2 separate regions of the Mus musculus genome follow, and region 2 is linked to region 1. A link is a loop called in an ENCODE intact Hi-C map of the cell type or tissue named here. Cell type or tissue: gastrocnemius. All regions are shown on one strand. Each heading gives the region's core, and the rest is flanking DNA. Links, peaks and the distances in the headings are about the cores only.

What was found. Hi-C counts contacts between places; a loop is a spot of excess contacts. Peaks named below come from ENCODE experiments on the same cell type or tissue, not always from the same donor. Only the 100,000 strongest peaks of a DNase experiment are listed, where the experiment ranks them.
Region 2: it touches region 1 in a loop (8-fold over the local background); 30 of 42 quality-filtered maps call a loop at or near these places.

The regions. Positions count from the first base shown.
Region 1 is chr3:68,613,055-68,618,432 of GRCm38, reverse strand. Iqschfp (Iqcj and Schip1 fusion protein) reads right to left here. Exons shown (of 11, transcript NM_001113419.2): 7 at 1,876-1,993; 8 at 625-822. It overlaps Schip1 (schwannomin interacting protein 1), which reads right to left. Exons shown (of 8, transcript NM_001113421.1): 4 at 1,876-1,993; 5 at 625-822. Among named protein-coding and RNA genes, the nearest start is that of Gm22073, 68 kb to the right of the region's middle. In gastrocnemius, for the core only: a CTCF peak has its summit at 3,144 (motif pointing left); a DNase peak (open chromatin) is centred at 3,234; H3K27ac peaks cover 2,775 bases.
Region 2 is chr3:68,711,152-68,716,529 of GRCm38, reverse strand. No RefSeq gene overlaps it. Among named protein-coding and RNA genes, the nearest start is that of Il12a, 22 kb to the right of the region's middle. In gastrocnemius, for the core only: no CTCF peak of the experiment used is centred there; a DNase peak (open chromatin) is centred at 2,724; H3K4me3 peaks cover 454 bases.

The DNA.
Region 1 (5,378 bases), core at 133-5,132:
ACCCATTTCCTACGATGCCCTCCGTATACCAGATGATATGCTGTCCGAGTGCCAGGCTTTCGGTTGGTCTCTGACACTAGTTGTGGGGAACGTAATAGGAATAGCAGGGAAAACATGAACACTATCAGCTGCTGCTTACTACTCTATACCAGTGCCAGGTAAGGTGCCCTGGATGCCTTCTCACTGTGTCTTCGACAACCATACTCCCAACCGGGTGCTGTTATCCACAGGGCACATGTGAAAACTGGCATGCGAGCCTCTTGTCGGATCCCTGCAGCAGGCCAGTGGCAGAGCTAACCGTGACTGCTAAGTCCAGGGCACTAATTCATTACATTCCACCATCTCCTTAAAGAGGTGGGAGAGAACTATAGCAACCTTTACTTGTGCAAGAGCAGGAACACAGGAGATCTGAATCACTGGCCCTCGAGCATTTAATTCTACGAAATGCTGCCCCTGTGTTTCTCAGTGTAACAGGGAGACCGGAAAAAGAAACGGACTTTGTTCTTTCTCAATTGCCGGTGCTTCTGACAAACTGCCTCAGAGAAACCCAAGTTTGCATAACTCTGGGAAAGAACCCATCTTCAGCCCCAAACGCCCGCTTGCATGCCAGCCTCCGCTGCTTACAAGATCAGCGACGGGAGACTTTTTCCTGTTCTGTTTTTCCACTTCTACTTGCATTTTGGCCATTGGTTTGGCCATGGCCAGAGCCATTTTGGCTTCAGCTTGTAGCTTCTTTTGCCTTGTGAGGAAGTCCATGTCATCCAGGGATTCAGACTCCTCCTCAGTTGTGTCTCTATCCGAATAGGAAGAACTCTGCTTGCTCTGTGAAGGAAGGGAGAGCAGCTTCAAGCTTCACTCTAGTTGCCATGCAGCTGGGGTGGGGCACTAGCAACAGGGTCCTCTCTCCACATAGGTGGGGGCCTGGCAGCAGTACCACTACCCACTTGATCTCAATGAGCCCATCGGTCACAAGAAACCTCAAAAAGGGCCTACTTAGAATGACTGTTCTGAGCACGGATAGAAGAGTGGTAAAAGGTATAACAGGACCATGTTTAATTATGGAACCCAGAGCCACGGTCTGAGATAGTCTTCTGAGGTCAGGCATCAAATGACATTTGCCTGATCAACACACACCTCTTGGTCATCGGAACAAGATACCACAGAGGGAAAAACATCCCAGTAGCAAGCAGTCATGATTATTTTTGACTTCTGAAACATGTGAGAAAGGGCTGAGCCTGTAGTTCAAAGCCCAATGAGAAAGGATTCCTTCTTCCACACTTAGCTCCATTATATGTAAGGAATAGATAAGGGATGTAGCTATTCCTTATCTATCCCTAGGCAGCTTTGAACTCACTACGTATCCTAGGCTGACCTCAAACTTGTGATCCTCCTGCCACCGACCCCCAAGTGCTGGGATTATAAGCACACACCACCATGCCCAGCTACATTTTATAATCTCTAGACTAGTAAGTGATTTCTCTCATAGTCAACAACTTTAATAAGCCGTATTTACTGTATCCTGATTTTGATTTTGTGGTCATTGTCAAATCCCTTTTTCTTTTTTTAAAGATTTATTTATTTTATGTACGTGAGTACACTGTCGCTTTCTTCAGACACACCAGAAGAGAGCATCAGATCCCATGACAGATGGTTGTGAGCCACCATGTGGTTGCTGGGAATTGAACTCAGGACCTCTAGAAGAGCAGTCAGTGCTCTTGACCACTGAGCCATCTCTGCAGCCCCATTGTCAAGTTCCTGAAGCGTGTAACCCCAGCCCCTCCCAGAAGGGCTGCTGCAGATTCACAACAGAATAAACACTGAACAGCCAGGAAAAAAGACAAGATAACGGCTCGGCCGGTGGCCACGTGGACTTACCATGGGGGACAAGGGCGTGTCCAAGCTGGTTTCCGTCTTACTGTCATCTGCATCGCTGTCCTTGTCACTGCCGCTGTCATTGACAAAGCATATCTGGAGGTTCATCCCGCTCTGTAGTCTGGGTGGGAACAAGCGGGACAGTCATTCTGCTTAGCTATTTGTTACCTGACTGTAGCTGATTAAACGGGGTTAACTATCAAAACAGTTCTATGTGCTCTTCATGTGGAGAACTTAGTGACCCAAATCATTCTACATTTCCTTCTGTTGTGGTTGAGACAGGATTTTGCTACGTAGCCTGGGATGGCAATCCTTCTGCCTCAGCCAATTCTTTCCTGCAATTAAAAAGTTTATCAGAGGGCCTCCCAGAATTCCGGTCTTTTTTCCACATCAGTTTGTCGCTTAACGCTCTACGTTATAGCACCCAGTGGATAACAAACACAGAGCTGGCCCATACAGAAAGATGTTTTGTGTTTGCAGTTCTGCCACTCGAGATGAACAGACTTGAGCCAATAATGTGGTGGAATGCTATTTCGAATTCTGCTTTAGAAGGACAACCCAAACAAGTTCACAAGAACCAGTGTCCCAAGACTATGAAGAAAGTTTCCTTCCCCTCCAGGAAGACAGGGACACTCAATGAGAACCTTTATTTAAAGCGGTTGCCAAAAGCCAACAGAGGAAGCGCAACTTCTGTCACTCAAAGACAAAAACACCACAGGTCTGTTTACCCCAAGAGGCAGAAGCAAATCCCAGGGTGTTGGAAGTCACAGCACGCATGCGCTTCTGCAGACTGGCCCCCACACCCAGCACCATGAGAACAGACTCCTCTTGGGAGCTCAGGAGTCTGAAACTCCAGAAAGGATGGTCTGGAGTCAGACAGGACAAGCACTGCGATGACCGTGGCCAGACGGTGGGCTCCGCTCTTGGTCCTAACTAGCTTTTAAAGGTGAACCATATCCTCTCAGTACTATTTGGTCATTCTCAGGGTCTCCAGCATCCCAGTCCTGTGGGAAAGTAAGTCTTGTATGTGTGTGTGGGTATGTATGGGGGTGGGGTGCCAGAAGGGGCCATAGGGAGCCATTCTAAGCCCACTTTGGGGCAAAGGACACCAAATTTGCTCTGGTGTTATTCATGCTGCAAGGATCTAATCTAATACTTGACATTGTTTGGTTGTCTTTATCCTAATGATGGAGAAGCTTTGCACGTCTTGCTCATGACTACACTTGCTCCCCCATTTAGTCTCAGCACTGCGATTAAGATGGATATGTACTGCCACCTATTGTTAGACTTTATAATTGTACAAGCTCCGGCTTAGTTTTCCCTTAAAAAACCTTCCTGACACAGATGAGGAGGCCAGGCCCAGAGCTGAAAGGAAGCAGGCCACAGGATGACTGGTTTACAGCGGGTTCCAAACCCTGAGTTTGCTCAGAGCTTGGCATGGGGAGGGTGCTCTGTACATATGACCTACCTTCCTTTCTCCACTTTCTGGAAGCTGGGCAAAAACACAGAGACTCTTAGAGCTGACGTGACTTTCTAAAGGGACTGTACCCTAACACTGCTCCCACACTGAAAGCCACCCCATGATAGTCTGCTGTCTGAAGGAAGACTCACTCACGCCATCCATAACTAGTCAGCAGCTGGCCCTACAGTTGTGCCGGGACCTGCCTCCTTTAAATTTTCTTCACGTATCTTGCGGTATCTAGTATGTTCAGATTTCCCTTTGATCCAGACACGCTGAGTTTAGCAGATTTTTGATATCTGCAGTTCATCTAAAAAGTAGAATCAAGAAATTTTAACAATAAAATCAAGATCTATGGTTCGGAAGGTGATAGCAAGGACAGTCTGGGGACGCATTTGAATCTCACTCCAGTCAAGGGTTATATAGCATTTCCTAGATATGAATAAAGTCTCACAAAGAAGCTGCCTGCTGGAGAGAAAACTAAAAACATAAACAACCAGCAAGAAAGGATATCACAAAACCAAGTTAAAGATGCCCACGGACAAATATCTTCATTCTGAGCAAAAAATGATTATAAATTCTACAGCTCTGCCCCCAACTGGCCAACCACCCACAAGGAACTTCTAACAGCTGGGGGGACTTCAAGAATGCTTCCAGTACAGATTCAGAGCCCCCACCCCACCTTAGTAGCATAGTAGCCCGGTGGGAAACTGAATGAAGCTTGGGTGGGTGGGATGGGGGTGGGGTGGGGGGAGGGCTTGTAATTCCTTACAGCAGTAAGAAAGCTGCTCACAGGGACAATGGGACATCATGGCTGATTAAGAAAGGGTTTTAGTAAAGACATCTTCAATGGGCTCCCATTTCGAGGGGGATTTCTTTGCCTTTAGCCTTTAATCGCATTTTAGGAGGAAGACAGCTCTGGGTGAAACTCAACCACTTTCCCCAAGCAGAGAGGCTTGGCTGAAGGGTGATAGGGCCACCAGGTCTTCTGAAGGCCTCTGTGCCATGGAGTCAAAGAACAGATAATCCCCACTCCCGCCTTCCTGCCTGGCAGTGAGATTCACAGCTGTCTGCACAGTTTATTTCTGAAAAGTGCACTTCCCTGGGTCTCTGACCTTTTGCTACCTCACTTAAATCCTGCTTAGTTCAGTCTTCCTTGGTCTCTCGAGCCCAACACCAGGTGAAATAAAAGATTTTGCTTATGGAAGCTATCATTCGGGGTCATTTGATGTTTTAAAAGAAATTTATTTTGTTTATGTGTGTTTGGGACTATATGAGTGTACACACACAGACACACAGACACACACAGACACACAGACACACACACACAGACACACACACACACACACACACACACACAAGTATGAGTGCTTGTGGAAGCCAGAAGAGTCTGGTCTGAGACATCTCTCTAAGTATTTATCAGAACATTGCGTTAAAAAAAAATGGCACAGGTAGTCTGTCTTGCTGGTTGATTTGATTTCTGGAAGGTCTAGGTGGTGATTACCCCTGGAATCTCTTCATTATGGACCACACAGATGTCATACAGCAGAGCTACACAGAAGCATCCCCTCTAGAGGGGATGGAGGATAGAGGGTGGTTGCTGGAGGAGGCTCAGAACTTGTTGAAGACATGATTTCAGCATTCCAGCGCGAGCAGAAGTGGCTCCCGTGGGATGGTGTGGATTGCTTAAGTGGAAGGGCATGAATGGGGAGACTCAAGAGGTGTGTTTTACAGTGAGTGAGAAGAGCATCGTCTGCAGTTGGGCTTGGAGGATGGCAGACACAGGATGTTCATTGCTACCAAAGGAGATCTTAAAGCATAGCCAATGGTATACAACTCAGTAAGCCAACAAAACCAAAATCCCAAAACAGCTCTTCTTCAGGCAGTGATACCCGTAATCCCACACACAGGAAACAGAGGCAGGAAGGTTGAGAGTTGAGGCCATCCTGGGCTGCATGAGGAGTTGTTGTCTCTAAAGGCTGAGGAATTGGCATAGAGCTCAGGGGTAGAACACTGGCCTATGACAAGCAAGGCCCTGGATCTGACT
Region 2 (5,378 bases), core at 171-5,170, 98 kb before region 1:
TTTTAGTAACCCCTCTGTCTCATCTGGCAAGTGATAGCAGCCATCCTCCCGCCTCTGAGCTACATCTCCTGTAGACTTTCGTCGACCTGTGCAGATCTTGTCTGCTGGACTGAGACCTGAGGACCGAATGAATGCGGTGAATTACCATCTGATGTTTAAACAGCAGTTTTCCTGTTTCACTGTACTTTCATATGCGACCGTAACAAAGAAAGCAATGGAGGTTGTTTGAGTTCAGAAAAACGTGTCAATAAACACCGGTAAGAAATACTGAATACTGACAGAGCAGCCTTTCCCAGAACTCTCTCCGCACAGAGCAATTCAAACACAGTTGTCTGGCATGCGCTACAGATTATATCTGGGAAAGGTCGAAAGCAAGGCAGGAGGCCATGTCAGAGTCAGATTGGGTCCTGTAGCTGTGGTCTGGCATCCAACAAGAATAAACATGTCTTATAAATGAAATGTAAATGTTTCTCACAGGAGGCATGGACTCGTGTCCAAGAACCATCCAGGGAACAAAATGCCCTGATGTAAAGGTCCTCTGCCTTATTTCTTGTTGCTTCTCTCACAGATCTCCAAGGCATTGTTTACTATGCACCATTCTTTTTTTTTTTTCTCGCTTCCCATTTTTTTTCTTGTGACTTTGAGAATAAATCTCTCCCAAATGACACCTTTCTCCTTCAAACACTTCAGTTGTATATTTTACATATGTCATTTTTACACGACAGTCACAGCTCCCACCTGGAGTTTTGCAACACTGTCTGCATGTTACTTTTTTTTTTTTTTTAGAATATGCATGTTTTATTCTGAATAATTTTGCATAATAAAAATGAAAGTACAAAATAATTAAGACACACAATATTTTAACAAGCTGAAATAAATTATGAGAGGAAGGAGTAGAGACTTTTCTTATAAAAGTTTAAAATACCCTTCCACTTTCACTGATGAGACACAAAGCTCAAACCCTGAATTCTGGTAGCGAGATTCTAACAGAATCTATTATTTTCTTTTTTTTTAAATTAGGTATTTTCCTCATTTACATTTCCAATGCTATCCCAAAAGTCCCCCATACCCTCCCCCCCACCCCCTTACCCATTCACTCCCACTTTTTGGCCCTGGCATTCCCCTTTACTGGGGCATATAAAGTTTGCAAGTCCAATAGGCCTCTCTTTCCAGTGATGGCCGACTAGGCCATCTTTTGATACATATGCAGCTAGAGTCAAGAGCTCCAGGGTACTGGTTAGTTCATATTGTTGTTCCACCTATAGGGTTGCAATTCCCTTTAGCTCCTTGGGTATTTTCTCTAGCTCCTCCATTGGGGGCCCTGTGATCCATCCAATAGCTAACTGTGAGCATCCACTTATGTGTTTGCTAGGCCCCGGTGTAGTCTCACTAGAGACTGCTATATCAGGGTCCTATCAGCACAGTCTTGCTAGTGTATGCAATGGTGTCAGCGTTTGGAGGCTGATTATGGGATGGATCCCTGGATATGGCAGTCTCTAGATGGTCCATCCTTTTGTCTCAGCACCAAACTTTGTCTCTGTAACTCCTTCCATGGGTGTTTTGTTCCCAATTCTAAGAAGGGGCAAAGTGTCCACACTTTGGTCTTCATTCTTCTTGAGTTTCATGTGTTTTGCAAATTGTAACTTATATCTTGGGTATTCTAAGTTTCTGGGCTAATATCCACTTATCAGTGAGTACATATCATTTGAGTTCTTTTGTGATTGGGTTACCTCACTCAGGATAATGCACTCCAGGTCCAACCACTTGCCTAGGAATTTCATAAATTCATTCTTTTTAATAGCTGAGTAGTACTCCATTGTGTAAATGTACCACATTTTTTTGTATCCATTCCTCTGTTGAGGGGCATCTGGGTTCTTTCCAGCCTCTGGCTATTATAAATAAGGCTGCTATGAACATAGTGGAGCATGTTTCTTTCTTACTAGTTGGAACATCTTCTGGATATATGCCCAGGAGAGGTATTGCGGGATCCTCTGGTAGTACCATGTCCAATTTTCTGAGAAACCGCCAGACTAATTTCCAGAGTGGTTGTACAAGCTTGCAATCCCACTAACAATGGAGGAGTGTTCCTCTTTCTCCACATCCTCGTAAGCATCTGCTGTCGCCTGAATTTTTGATCTTAGCCATTCTGACTGGTGTGAGATGGAATCTCAGGGTTGTTTTGATTTGACTATGCACCATTCTTTTTACCATATTCTAACGCCCCCAATCTCATTTTTTTATATTTGGGCCTTTTAACTCTTTCCGTGCAGGTCCTCAGCAGACCTGCAATCGTTTCCTGCAAACTCTTGTCAGTTATACTGCTTTGCTATAGAATACTGGAAATTATTCCCACTATGTTACTTATTTCAGGACAGGTGCTGAGACATGTCCCTCCCCCACACTCTCTGTCTTTCTAAACTCTAGTGGTCACCGTTTATATTATTTGTTTGTAAGGACGACTTTGAGCTATCCAGTCACTCCTCTAGTAGTTTCAGACACAGTATATCACCGTAGAGATTTAAAAGGCACGGGCAGCTTCAATATTAACAGGATCACATTGAGATCTTGTTAATTGTCTAGGTTCATGGTCTGACTTAAACGCCTCTGGGTACTTGTGTTTATGATAGACGCTAGGAAAAGTTGAATTCATTAAAAATTAAAAAGTGGAAATTTCAAGTTTAGGAATACTCAGCCATATACCAGGCAGCCACTAGGTGGCATGAGTGAGTCCTTAGCGTTGCTCTTCAATCTAGGCTCCAGATCCCAGAACAGTTTAAAAGAGAAACCTGTGGGGCATAGAAGACGGCAGTCCAAATGTTGGATGTTTATTATTGGTTGAGCATGGGATGAGGCAATGGGATCCTGCAGAAGGGCAGGATCTCCTTAAGTCACCAGCGAAGTTTGCGAAGGACCGGGACTCTTTTTTTTTTTTTTTTTTTTTTTTTTTTTTGGTTTCTTGAGACAGGGTTTCTCTGTATAGCCCTGGCTGTCCTGGAACTCACTTTTTCCTGCCTCTGCCTCCCCGAGTGCTGGGATTAAAGGCGTGTGCCACTACTCTCGGTTCAGGACTTTAACCTTCGCAGCAAGGGGCTTTTCTGCACCCCCGCAACGCAAGATCACAAAGGTGAAGGTGGAAAATGCAGTAAGTGGGTGATGTTTTCTGTGGACCAGTGCGATTGCGCCGGCAAGCACAGGTTCTTCCAAGAACATGTTACTGTTTCTGAGAGGTCAGTACGTGCAGCAGATGAGATAAAACACCTCTTCCATTTCCGGGTCTCTGATAAATGCTTCCTTCACCAGCACTGGGGAAGAGCACAGAAGAGACTGGACTTCTGTCCTCGATGTCGGCCACCGCTGTGACAGATGCCTTGTGTTGGAGCTTGCTTAAGCTCATGGAGCTGAACGAGGGCAAAGATGAATTGTCTGCCGTGTGCCGAATACTTTTCCTTTTGGGCCACATAAATTACTTTTGCTATCTACACTTTTTAATTTCAATTTAATTTTAATTTGACTTGCAAACAAATGAAAATCGGACTTTTCATTGTGCACATTATACCTGTCTTAGGGTTTCTACAGATTTGATGAAATACCATGGCCACAAGCAACTTGTCAAGGAAAGGGTTTATGTGATCCACATATCCTGAATTATGTAGCCCGCTGAAGGAAGCTAAGAGCTAAGGAAGGAACTCAAACTAGGCAGGAGCCAGGGAGGGGTGTTTCCTACTGGCTTGCTCCTTACTACTTGTCAGCCTGCTTTCTTATACAACCCCAGACTGCTAGCCCAGGGATGTTGCTACCCACCATGGGCAGGGCCCTCCTACTTCAATCACTAATTTAAAAAATACCCTACAGTCCTTTTGGACAGGAATAGCATGAGGACAAAATGTAGCTACTAGTGCCTCCCGGTTTCAAGGGTGGATCCATCAGGATTCGCCACCGTTGGATTTAGATTTAATAAGGCTTATAAGATTAGGATTTTAGTTGTTGTACCCAGAAATTGAGTTACCATTATTTCTGAAAACAAAACAAAACAAAACAAACCCGAAAAACCTTACAGGTCGATCTTATGTAGGCATTTTCTCAGTTGAGGCTCCTTCTCTGATGTGTCTCTAGCTTGTGTCAAGTCGACATAAAACTAGCCAGCACACTTCCCTAGCAATTATGTCATATAAAGGAATAAATTGTTCAGTCTTTAAAAACTGTTAAGAAGCAATGGACTAGGGGGGAGCCGGAAGAGAGAGACATCCAAACACCCACTCCAGGCTCTGCAATGGGTACCACTACAATGAGAGAATGGAGATGATGGAGAGAAAGCAGAGGCAAAGCTGAGTGGTCCCTGCACTGTAGAGAGAGGGAACTGGAGATGAGATGATGGTGTGGCACAGGAGGATGTGAGGTGTCTGAGCAACCACTGGGGTCATGGTGATATCTGGACCCCGGCTGCCTCCAAGGTCTGTGGCCCTACTACATCTGGGGTCTATGCTGCTATCTGAAGGGAGGGCATCCCCATATCAGTGGTCTTGGCTGCCACCTGAAGCCATAGTGACTTCCTGGCTCATGCTGCTGCTGGGAGCATGTCTAGACCCAGGGTCCTGTCACAGCCAGGGTCTATGTTGATGTTGGAGGCATGTGTTACCATCAAAGGCTGTGCAGATGTGCCCGGCCTGGGTTACTGTCTGAAACCATGTTGATGTCCAAGCATTGTGTTGAGTTGGCCTTGCCCCTTGCCTCTGGCGGGAGAGCTGTCTCTACCTCTCACCTGGACAGCATGGGAGAGTTGACTCTGGTAGCTCTGGGGTGGGAAATCTGGCCCCAGTGGAGTGAGTTAGGGAGAGGTGAGCCTGTTCCGTACTGGGTGCAGTACTAGGAAGAGCGGGCAGCCCCTTCCCTGAGGAGCACAGTAGAGCTGGCCCTGCCCCTCACCTGTGAGGTGGTGTGGGGGAGGGGGAGATGCACCTCACCTGTTGTTGAAAGTTTTAATCCCTATCCAGGGTTTCTACCCCGCCTTTGATTTATCAGTTCCAAAATAAAAGCACACACAGCCTCTCTATTTACAATAAAGCCTAAACAGCACAAGAGTTGGGCAGATATCTACCCTCTTTGCTATAGAATATACTTCCGTATTGATAACACAGAGTTATTACGTACTGTGTTTCATCTGAGCTGCTCTTAACTCCAATGGGCTGAATTTTCAGGACTTCCAACCCTTGGTGTCTTCCTCCTCCTCCTTCACCTTCTTTTCCCTTGGGTGGTTCTCCCAAGCCCAGAAATCCTAAATTCCTCCTAAGTCTTTTCTACCCAGCTATTGGCTGTCAGCACGTTTATGTTGGAGGTTGGTTCTAATGCTTTGATTCAATCAGGAATCTGCATGTCCCAAC